Linked DNA regions of Homo sapiens: region 1 is linked to region 2. Evidence: chromatin contacts called from ENCODE Hi-C data. All regions are on one chromosome and are shown on one strand. The core of a region is the stretch at or near the end of the contact, and the rest is flanking DNA. Distances in the headings are between cores, read along the strand shown. Region 1 holds the start of GMFB (glia maturation factor beta). Region 2 holds the start of PELI2 (pellino E3 ubiquitin protein ligase family member 2).

Region 1 (5,758 bases), core at 3,167-5,666, 1.6 Mb before region 2:
AGAAAAACTCAGGATCTGAGGGCTTCACTGCTGAATTCTACCAAAGATTTAAAACACCACTTCTACTCAAACTATTCAAAAAAATTGAAGGGGAGAACATACCTCCAAGCTCATTCTACAAGAACAGCATTACCCTGATACCACAACCAGACAAGTATACAACAACAAAAAAAAACTATAGGTCAATATGCTTGATGAACATAGATGCAAAAATCCTTAACAAAATACTAGAAAACCAGATGCAACAACACATTAAAAAGATCATTCACCGTGATCAAGTGGGATTATCCCAGGGATGTAAGAATGGTTCAACATGGGCAAATCAATAAATGTGATACATTACATTAACAGAATAACAAAAATCGTATCATTTCAAGAGATGCTGAAAAAACATTTGATAAAATTCAACATCCTTTCATGATAAAAACCCTCAACAAATTGGGTATAGAAAGAACACACCTCAAAACAATAAAGGCCATATATGACAAACCCACAGCTGACAGCATACTAAATGGGGAAAAACTGAAAGCCTTTACTCTAAGTTCTGGAGTAAAACAAGGATGCCCAATTGTACCACTTTTATTCAACATAGTACTGGGAGTCCTAGCCAGAGCAGTTAGGGAAGAGAAAGAAATAAAAGACATCCAAGTTAGAAAAAAAGAAGTCAAATTATCCTTGTTTATGACAACATGATCTTATATTTAGAAAAAGCTAAAGACTCCATTAAAAAAAAAACTATTAGAACTGATAAATGATTTCAGTAAAGTTTAGGATACAAAATCAACATACAAAAATCAGTAGCATTTATATACAACAACAGGAAACAATCTGAAAAAGAAATCAAGAAAGCAATCTCACTTACAATAGCTATAAAAAATTTAGGAATAAATTTAACCAAAGAAGTGACAGATCTCTACAATGAAAATTATAAAACACAGATGAAAGAAATTGAAGAGAACATACAAAAATGGAAAGATTCCAAGCTCATGGATTACAAGACATAATATTGTTAAAATGTCCATACTAACCCAAAGTGATCTACAGATTCAATGCAATCCCCATCAAAATACCAATGACATTCTTAAAAGCAAGAGAGAAAAGATCCTAAAATTTGTAAGGAGCCACAAAAGACTGTGAATAGCCAAAGCAACCCTCAGCAAAAAGAACAAAGCAGTACTTCAAAATATACTACAAAACAATAGTTACCAAAACAGCATGATCCTGGCATAAAACCACACACACAGGCCAATGAAACAGAATAGAGAACCCAGAAGTAAATCTACACATTTATAGCCAACTCATTTTGGACAATGATGCCAAAAACATACACTGGGGAAAGGACACTCTCTCCAATAAATGGTGCTGGGAAAACCAGATAGCTATATGCAGAATAAAACCAGACCCCGGGCCGGGCACAGTGGCTCACGCCTGTAATCCCAGCACTTTGGGAGGCCGAGGCGGGCGGATCATGAGGTCAGGAGTTCGAGACCAGCCTGGCTAACATGGTGAAACCCCGTCTCTACTAAAAATACAAAAATTAGCTGGGCGTGGTGGCAAGCGTCTGTAATCCCAGCTACTCGGGAGGCTGAGGCAGGAGAATCGCTTGAACCCGGGAGGCTGAGGTTGCAGTGAGCCGAGATTGCACCACTGCACTCTAGCCTGGCGACAGAGCGAGACTCCATCTCAAAAACAAAAACAAAAAAACAAAAACAAACAGACCCCAACTCTCAGCATATACAAAAATCAAATCAAAATGGATTAAAGACTTAAATGTAAGATCTGAAACTATACAACCACTAGAAGAAAACACTGGGCAATTGCTTCAGGACATTGGTCTGGGCAAAGATTTTTTTGAGTAAGACCTCAAAAGCACAGACAACTAAAGCAAAATAGACAAATGAGATCATATCAAGCTAAAAAGCTTCTGAGAGGAAAGAAAACAACGAGTGAAGAGACAACCTACAGAATGGGAGAAAATATCTGCAAATTCTCCACTCAACAAAGGATTAATAATCAGAATATACAAGGATCTCAAACAACTCAATAGCAAAAAATTCCCATTTAGTCCTAATAATAGTTAACATGTATCAGACCCTATGAGAGAAACACTGTTATATCCTTTACATAGATTTCCTTTTATGTTCAAAACAATCTCACGAAACAGATACTATTATTACTCCCATTTTGCAAGAAACTAAGGTTTAGAGAGGTTAAGTATCTTTCCCCAATTACATAGCTAGTGGAGCCAGGATTCAACCCAGGCAGCCTATCTTAACTCACTCTCTTAACCACTACAAAGGAGGTGGTGACAGATTGGATATTGGGGGTGGGGGTGGGGTGTGAGTAAGCAAAAAAAAGGGTTACCAGATATACTAGGCTTCTGGCTGGTATAACAGATTGTCTTGTATAACAGACAGAAGACTAGGTTTGAGGAGAAAGGGCATGAGTTCTACTTTGGACAAACTGAGGTGGCTTTGAGGAGACCAAGTGGAGGAAAAGCTTCCCAGGGGAATGGTAACTAAATATTGAAATATTAATATATAGATCTGGGGTCAGGCGCGGTAGCTCACGTCTGTAATCTCAACACTTTGGGAGGCCGGGGCAGGTGGATCACTTGAGGTCAGGAGATCGAGACCATCCTGGCTAACATGGTGAAACCCCGTCTCTACTAAAAATACAAAATTAGGGCCGGGCGCGGTGGCTCACGCCTGTAATCCCAGCACTTTGGGAGGCCGAGGCAGGTGGATCACGAGGTCAGGAGATCGAGACCATCCTGGCTAACACGGTGAAACCCCGTCTGTACTAAAAATACAAAAACAAAATTAGCCGGGTGTGGTGGCGGGAGCCTGTAGTCCCAGCTACTCGGGAGGCTGAGGCGGGAGAACGAACGGCGTGAACCAGGGAGGCGGAGCTTGCAGTGAGCGGAGATCGCGCCACTGCACTCCAACCAACGCGACAGAGCGAGACTCCATCTCAAAACAAACAAACAAAAAAACAAAATTAGCCGGGCGTGGTGGCACATGCCTGTAATCCCAGCTACTTGGGAGGCTGAGGCAGGAGAACTGCTTGAACCTGGGAGGCGGAGGTTGCAATGGGCCGAGATCCCGCCATTGCACTCCAGCCTGGGCCACAAGAGTGAAACTCCGACTCAAAGAAAAAAAAGTACATACAGATCTGGATTGGATCTCAGAAGCAAGGTCTTCTGAGCTGTAAATTCACAAGTCATCTGAATATAGATGGTAACTGAAGCCATAGTTTAGGATGAAGAATACAGAATGGAAAATGAAGGATTAGGATGAAACCTGGGACTCCTTCGAGCATTGTCCAGGGAAAGGAGAATAGTCTGAAAGGGAAACAGATGGACCAATAGGAGAAGTAGGAGGAGCTCTGTATCCCAGAAGCCAAAGGGGAAGAATGAAGGAAGAGAATGCTTCAAAAACAAGAGAGTATAACACTCTGGAATGCAGCTAAAAGGTCAGAGAAGACGAAAACTGAAAAGAATCCATTCGATTCAGTGACCATGACAAGATCTATTCGATGAAAGTGGGCTGAGAATTGAGTGGATGGTCACAGAGAGCAGTGTTTTGTTGTTTCTAATGAAATTTACCCATATTTTAAAACCTAATGGGATGGATCCAAAAGATCCTTGATGGCGATTTATTTAATTTTCCACTTTATTTTTATGCTTGGGGTCCATCCCATGTAAGAACAGAAGCCACAGCCCCCAGAACCAACAAAACTAAAGTTATTGACAATTACTTTAAGGCCCAGTGCCAAAGCTTTGGGTCGAAAGGTTTCCAACTGCCATAGGAAAGCAAAGATAAGGAGAAATCCTCTGTAGGAAGCTAGGGAAAGGAGCAGAGAGAAAGAAGCTAAGGTGAGGCCGAGAGAATTCAATCGGAATTCGAGTCCTCCCCCAAAACGCCGCCAGGTGGAAGATGCTCGGGGCCCACCAACCCCTGGAACCTGGCCACGGCCCTGGCAGGGAAAGCAGGAATTGAGGGAGCCCTCCGATGGGGCAGACCCCTTTCCCTCCAACCTACAGCTCAGAAGCTGAAGCCCTCCAACCAGAAGGACCTGGCGTGGGGCCTCCCCAACCCCCCTGCTCGTGGCCGCACCCTAGTCCCATGGCCCGCTGGGCGGGTCCACCCCGGGCCCAGCTGGAAGATGCTGCCCTGAGGCGTGGTGGCGGCGGCAGAGGCCAAGTACTCTAGCTATGGGCACTGGCCAGCTGCTGGGAGCGGAAGCGGCCGCCGAGCCCTCCTGGGCGCTGCCCGCCGCCGCCGGCTCCGGAAACCGGGAAAACCCGGCTGGCCGGCTCGCCCAGCCCTCCGGCCCCCGCCCTCCCAGCGGCAACTCACCATTTTCCTTCCGGCCGTCAGCGGCCTGTCGCCTACACTCGGGCGCCTTTAAGAATGGCACGGCGGCCGCCTCCCTTCCTGCCCCGGCGCCTGGCCCAGTCGCCCCCACCTATCAACGCGGCCTCAGCGGGCCGGCACGTGATGGCGGACGGCAAAAGGCGCGGCTCAAAATTAGACAGAATGCGATCGCCTGATTTTTTTTTTTTTTTTTTTTTTTTTTTTTTTCTTTTCCCTGCTCCCTCTAGAGGAGGACGCTCTGCCTGGCTGCAAGTGAGAAACAAACCCAAGGTGCATACTTAAAAGTCATGCCAGTTCTCCGGACCTTTTTCGCAGTCTTCAAGCTCTGAGAGCATGTTAATGGTGACATCAATGTTTTCAATGGTAAATGTGTGTACTGACCGCAGCCTACCTTCCAAATTTGATCTCCCTCAAATCTAGGCACACCTCCTTTCCTCCCACCCTCTCCAGAACCCCACTTCTGACCACGGCTGCCTTCCAGGACTTGGTTAATCAATCTCTCTCTCTCTCTCTCTCTCTTTCTCTCTCTCTCCCTCCCCCTTTCCCTCTCTCTCTTACACACATTTCTTCTCTCTCACACACACACACATTTCTTCTCTCTTCTCTCACACACACACATTTCTTCTCTCTCTCTCTCGTCTCGCTCTGTTGCCCAGGCTGGAATGCAGTAGCACGATTATAGCTCACAGCAGCCTCAAACTCCTGGGTTCAAGCAATCCTCCTACCTCAGCCTCCCCAGTAGCTGGGACTACAGCCGTGTGCCACCACACACCCGGCTAATTTTTAAATTTTTTTGTAGAGATAGAGTCTCCCTATATTGCCCAAGCTGGTCTTGAACTCCTGGCCACAAACAGTCTTCCTGTGTGCCTCCCAAAGCGCTGGGATCACAGGCGTCAGCCACCATGCCCAGCCTCTTTTCTCCATACAAGTTATTTATTGAAGTATGAATGAATGATGATTGGTGTTTCAATGAGCACTCTTATGGGCCACTGCCTAAGTAAACATCAAGAAGTCTCTGTACCAGATGCAGACTTAGTGGAACAAGTCCAGTTTTGAATGCATGAAGAAAGTGGTTTGGGAGAAGTAAAGTTTAGGCTCTAGGATTCAACAGGTACCTTCAATAAAACAAACTGCCTGGGGCAGTACCTCATTTTGTTATGACCATGGGTTCTTGGTCTCTCAATGCAAATTGACCTGAGGCCAAAAGAGTTTCTCCAGGCAAGGCTTCATTGGAGCTTATGCCGGAGCATAAGGGAGGCAGCATAAGAGAATGAGAGAATTCCCTGACTGACTCTCCTAAAAGAGCACAACAAATTAGGGGTAGTTTATGCAGGTCAGCATTATCTGTTTGCCAGGGTTGTCTTGAGTAATGGGCCACC
Region 2 (6,154 bases), core at 567-3,066:
AAGCACAGCAAGGAGGAAATGCAGCCAGAACAGTATAATGCAATGCAACGCACACAGGCACAGCAGGCCAAGAGAGAAGGAAGGAGGTAATGGTAGCCTAGAGAGCAGAAGCAGCAACAGAGGAGGCCTAGAGAAGCTAGGGTGACAGAGGCAGGCATCATCGTAATCGTGACGGCGCAACTGCAGAATGATTCTGACAGATCTTTGATAGTCATACAATCTATGTGGTAAGTAGATGCACAGAGTACATGAAGACAACATTAATCCAGCAGAAATTTGAAAGAAATTTACATCAACACTGGGGAGGAGACATGATTTATCCCTTTAGTGAAGGAGTGCTGGTTAAAACTGTAACAGATTTTTTATTACATATAAAAAATATAGAGAATACGTAATATATGCAGAATAACTAATATTCATTTGAAATACAGAATTTCTATAGTTAGCTGAAATAAGTTAACTGTTTAATAAAGTTTATTTTTGGCTTACCAGTGGTGTGGCTTTAGTTACTTTGGAATAATTTATTTCTAAAACCTCAATTAAAAAAATCAGTTCCTAACTGAAGTAAAATTATCAGAAACATCATGTCACTACCGTAATAACCTGTCAGAGAATGTTACACAAGGGGTGCAGCACAGCGGAATGGAAGGTTACAGATGCAATTATTATTTTTTCTAGCCCTTTGCTTCGGGTCATAGCCAACCAGTCACTATACACAGGGTAGCTTCTGCAGTATTTATTTCTTTAAATATTTAACAGTGTTGAGAGGCAATGACTCGCAATAATATGTAGAGTTTCTAGCACATTATGAGTGCTTAATAAATGTTAGAACAATAAAATCCTGTATGATGAAAAACAGCAGTCAGTAAAACTATACAGTCTACGATATTTTAAAGCCATAGCAATAACTAGTTTAAAAAGAATAGAAAGCAAACAGTGCATTGATTAAATCACGGTCATAAAGGAACATTTACGTTCACTAAAAAGTCCACCCAGGTAATTTCCCCTTGTATGTATTAGGGGATGGAAAGAAGGCACAGGAAAAGTGGATAAAGTATGGATTAAAAAACAACTCTTCCCCCATCCCCCCGCCACCCCCCAAAAGCCAGGTGGAGCTCTATTGACCACAAGCCGGGGTAGCTACATCCAGTGCAACGGTGGGGTGCTCCAAGCGCCTTCGAAACGTCCTCTACGCCAGCACCAACTGGCAAAACCTTCTAATTTTCTAGACGCCTTTCTGCTTGGTTTTGGAAGGGGAGGCACCCAAGTGGGTGTGTGCGACACCTCTAGTTGTAAGCCGGGACACAGTGACGTCGAGAGAGCGCTATTCTACTCGGAGAGGAAGTTAATCCCATCGAACTCCAGCCAGGAAAACGTGGGCTTGGGAACCGCGGCCGCTCGTTTCCAGGATCTCCCGCGGGCCTTCGCGGCTGAAGAACCAGGCGGCGAGGGCTGAGGACCCCGCGCTCTAAGTTTGGGGAAGGAAGTGAGGAAAAAAAACAGAGCTGCTCCTTTAAGAACTTCCTTTCCCTTTTACTCTATGTTTACATAACACAGGGGCCGAGCCTCCGCCGGGCCGAGGGGGGCGGGGAGTGGGCGCGGACGGCCCCACGCGCCGGGGGAGGGGGCGCCCCGCGGGCCGGGGGCGGGCGCCTGGCTCTGCGTGGGGCGGGGCGGCTCCCACCTGCCCGCGCGCTGGCCCCCGCCTCCCCCGCGCGGCCCCAGCCTCTCGTGCGCCCGCTCCCTCCTCCTTCCCTCCCTCCCGCGGGGCTTCGGCGGCGGCGCTCAGCGCAGGCAGGTCCCCCTGCTGCCGGGTCCCATTTGTTGCCGGCTCTGACTCGGGGCGGCCGCGGCGCGCGGAGCTCCGGGGAGTCAGGCGGAGCAGCCGCGCAGCCACGACGGAGCAGCAGCGGGACTGGCCGCCCCGCGCCCCCTTCGCCGCCGTGCCCTTCCCCGGCGCGCTCACCCCGTTCTCGGGATGGGATTGTAGCGGCGGCGCGGACTCGGCGGGGATCGCGGCGGAGGCGGCGGCGTCGGCGGCGGCGTCGGCGGCCGAGCGGGGCTCCATGTTTTCCCCTGGCCAGGAGGAACACTGCGCCCCCAATAAGGAGCCAGTGAAATACGGGGAGCTGGTGGTGCTCGGGTGAGTCCTGGGGTCCCTGGTCCCGGGCAGCGGCGCGGGCGGGGAGCGCCCGCATCCTGGAGCGGGGCTGGCGGGGTGGCTCGGTGCTCTTTGGGGACCGCCGGGGCGCTCGGGGCGGCAGGAGAGGCTCTCAGGGCCCGGACGGCGGCGCGGGGGCGGGATGCGCCCCATCGGCGCGCGCTCGGGGTGCTGCGGCGGACGCCGGGCTGCGCTGTCCGCGCGGAGGACGCGGCGGAGGAAGTGGCCAGAACTCGGGCGACCCAGCGGGGGCAGCGCCGGGCACCGGGTCCGCGGCCGTATCGTGGGGGCGGGGGCAGGGGCTCCACTTCCCGCGCGCCGCGTCCGGGCCGGGGAGGGCGGGCAGGGACTCCATGTGAGGCGCCGCGGTCGCGGGCGCTTCGCGGGGTCGCTTCCCGAAGCTGAGAGGCCGGCCGGCGCGGAGCCCCGTCTTCCCACCTCCCTCGCGGACCGTGGTACCCGCGCCCCCGAACTCCGAGCGCGGCGCCGTGAGCTTGGGCCGCCGCGGGCTGTGGGATCCCCGGCTGCGCTTTGCAAATTGTTCCGATGACCGCCGCGGGCCGCCGCAGCCCGAGAGCAGTGAACTGTGTGTGACCCGGGCCGGCCGGCCCTCCGCTTCTCCCCGCTTGGAGTGCTCTGGAGGGGAGGGACAGGATGCGGCTGCTCGGGGCCTGGCACCGGGGCGCGGGCCGTATCCCCCCGGTCCCGGCCTCGCTGATGCCCTCCCGGCTGCGGGGAGCTCGCCAGCCTCGCCCGCCTCGGCTCCCTCTCTGCTGGTGAAAGCCGCATCTTGAAGATAGTAATTATGTACAATCGTTAAACGGCAGCAATTAGAGACTTCATCTACTTCCTGAGTTTCCTTGTGACATTTCTATTGTTTACCCTTAATAAGCCAGGAGAGAGGCTTTGCGGGCTTAAAACTGGATATAGTGGGCAGTGAAAGGGGAGGGGGAAGGGGGAAGTGCAGGAAACTGGGGGGAAGGAACAACTTGGGTTTAGTGTTGAAGAAAGGATTATTTTTTCCTTTGGATGTGTCGCTCTGGGAACCCGCGCTTTTGTCCTTCTGCGTTGAAAGACCTGTATTCAGAACATCCTCGGCGCTGATAGGTAGGCTTAGCACACATATGAGGAGTCATGGCTGTGGGAAGACTCAGGGAACTTTGCAAAACGTGTTTTGATAAGTGAGTGCCTTGAAGTAAGTGCTGACTTAAAAATAATTTAAAGAGAGGAGTTTTTGAGGGAAGCTTCCAGACACCGCACAACTCAAAGCTTCCCAGTCTTCCTGACTTTGTTGCTAGTGCATTAAGTGGGGGTGGTATTGGAAATCTCATTACCTATTTTGAAGCTGTTTGCAGATAAGTGTTTTTCTCACCTACATCTTAATTGCACTTCAAAGACAAATATCAGGGTTCACAGGAAGGCGGGAGGAATGACAGGAGAAAAGCCGCAGTTTAGTCTGTCTTATGTAACTTCAGCCCAACCTAATCTTGTGGAGTTTGGTTTTGTTTGTGTGGCTGGCTTCAGTGTGTTTAACACTGTGAACTTGACGCGGAAGATTAACGTATGCCAGAACTTTATTTCATTATTTCCTTTTGAGGAAATCATTGTTGAGATGTTTCAGAAAAGCAGCGAGTGGGCCTGGAGAGGTTTTGTGTTCATAGCTGGAAGTGCAGGGCATTCCGAAGCCACGGAAAGGATTGAAACCCTGGATTGTCCTAGTATCATAGTCTCACTCCACAGGAGCCCGGGATATAACGTTGCAGTTGCATATGGTCTGCCCTTTGCTAATGCTTTTCCAGGAGACCAAAGTATGACATAGTTGGCACTTAGGGGGCGAGACACTCAACCGTCGTTTGTGTACCTACTCTGTGCCTGTGCTGTTTAGGCATTGCTGATGCAGTGAGAACAGGGAACTTTCCTTTTAGAGTGGAGTGACAGGCATAAACAGAAAGAAACATGCAAATAGAGGAGTAATAAGTGACAATTTCAGGTGCAGCCAAGTTCTGAAGAGGAGTTGATAAACTTGGAGAGTGACTGCTTAGGTGGGTATTGGTTTCTTCGGCTGGAAGGTGAGGGAAGTTCTCTCTGAGGAGGTGAAATGTGAGTAGAGGATGCTAGTCTGGTTTTTGAATACTTGAATTGTGGTATTTTTCTTTTTTCGAGGGTAGGTTTCTGACTGTTTACCAATGTTGAACACATTGAAGAGTGCAGGTGAAAGAGTGACTAGGTAGGAAGATTTTTAGAGAGAACCTTATTCATATTCCACCCTTAGGATTTGAGACAGTGTACTTCATCTTAAAACAACAATAACATTCACATAGAATTAATATCATCTTTATGATATTATCTTTATGTCCTCTGGGGTATAAATATTGGAAAACAGAAAATTTCAAGTAGATTTTCTGAATAATGAGATGATTCCTGAGATCTAAAAATGCCTAATATTTGGTATTGATAGAAGCTTTGCTTGTCAAATTCAGTGCTTTTTTTTTTTTTAATGGTTATGTGACTGTCCTTTTTGCTCACTTTCGAATGTCATAGTGAAACATTACTAGGAAATCCTGGAGAGCAGAATGAAGAGCTGATAGATGTCTATATCCATATCTAAATACTTCTATATCTTTTTGTGTGTTACACAGTATTATTAAGAGATTCCACATAGCTAGGATTTTAGTGAGCTCATCACTTTCTGGGCTGATTAGTGGAATTTAATTATTTCATGATTCCAGCCAGTTAATGTATCATAGCCACAACTCTTTGTTGTGTCCACTACTTAACTGAAGGTAGAGAAAAATGACTGGTCTAACCAGCAGGTCTTTTTGCTATAATTTTAAACTTACGTTTTAAGGTTAGGGAAGTGGCTCAGGATTTGAGAGGCAGTTTGGTATAGTGGGAAGAACATGCATTTACAGGTGGGTGACCTGAATAAGCCCTTCTCTCTTGCTGACTGGCTCTGTGACTTTGGCTTAATTCCTCCTCCTCCTCTCTGTTTCTTTATCAATTTGCAAAATATGATTGGATTAGGTAGGCTTCAAGAGCCCTTCCTGGTCTGTGCTCAGTAATTCTGTTCATTGGCGCAAATGTAGAAACTATTTAGTTACATATTCTAAGTTCCCTGACAGTTGTTTTAATAGCAGAAAAGATCAATGCTGTGGTTGTTTTTTATGAAGATGTGCGTAAAAACAGAATGTTTAAAAAAGTTGTAATGATATACATCTGTTTGACTCATTGGTGTTAGGTTACCCATGGGAGCATTTAAATTGTGTAAAACTTTATGTTCCAAGTTTAAGAAAGACAGTGATGTTTTGAAATTTAGCTAAATAGACTGAAATAACCAGCATAAAGAGGAGATGATCTCATGATAAAAATTTAGAACTGAATAGCATTAGGGGAAATTCCTAATGTAGATGATGGGTTGATGGGTGCAGCAAACCACTATGGCACGTATGTACCTATGTAACAAACCTGCACATTCTGCACATGTATTCCAGCCTTAAAGTATAATAAAAAAAAATTAGGACTGGAAGGGGGCCTAATGGTCATGGTATATGTTTAGCCCTTATATTTTATTCTTGAGGACACAGGCTCCCAGAACAAGAGAGGTTCAAGTTCATAGTTGATCTGGGCTGAGCTGGGTGGCTGTACTCCCCTACTCTACCCTTTCCTCACTTTAAGACAGATTCCAGCAGCGCTGTCAGTTCCTCAAAGCATCCTTTCTGGATTCAATTTGAAGCATGTGGCTCTCTTGCTGACTAATGGCCCATGGTGGTTTTTGGAAAAATATTGCTTACTCTCTTAGTTCCTCTCACCTCACAGTTGAATGGATAATGCATTTTGCAAGACTTTTTTTTTTTCTTTTGATGCTTCACAAAATGTATTTTTATTGGCTCTCTCAACCAAGGGTTCTTAACCTAGGGTCCACAGATGGAGTTCGGGACATTCTTGAACTTAGATGGGGGAAAAACATGTCTTGATTTTCATGATATTCAAACT

The links. Hi-C counts contacts between places; a loop is a spot of excess contacts on that map. Pooled maps may share reads with other maps.
Region 1: a loop to region 2 is called in a pooled map, with 10 times the contacts of the local background. The contact joins the promoter of GMFB here to the promoter of PELI2 in region 2. A Hi-C loop is called at or near these places in 7 of 50 pooled maps.

The regions. Positions count from the first base shown.
Region 1 is chr14:54,484,564-54,490,321 of GRCh38, forward strand. GMFB (glia maturation factor beta) reads right to left here and starts at 4,417. Exons shown (of 7, transcript NM_004124.3): 1 at 4,362-4,417. The coding sequence starts at 4,364. RefSeq lists a silencer at 4,100-4,499.
Region 2 is chr14:56,116,595-56,122,748 of GRCh38, forward strand. PELI2 (pellino E3 ubiquitin protein ligase family member 2) reads left to right here and starts at 1,817. Exons shown (of 6, transcript NM_021255.3): 1 at 1,817-2,143. The coding sequence starts at 2,067. RefSeq lists an enhancer at 1,205-1,444 and silencers at 1,575-1,634, 1,675-1,934, 2,225-2,294.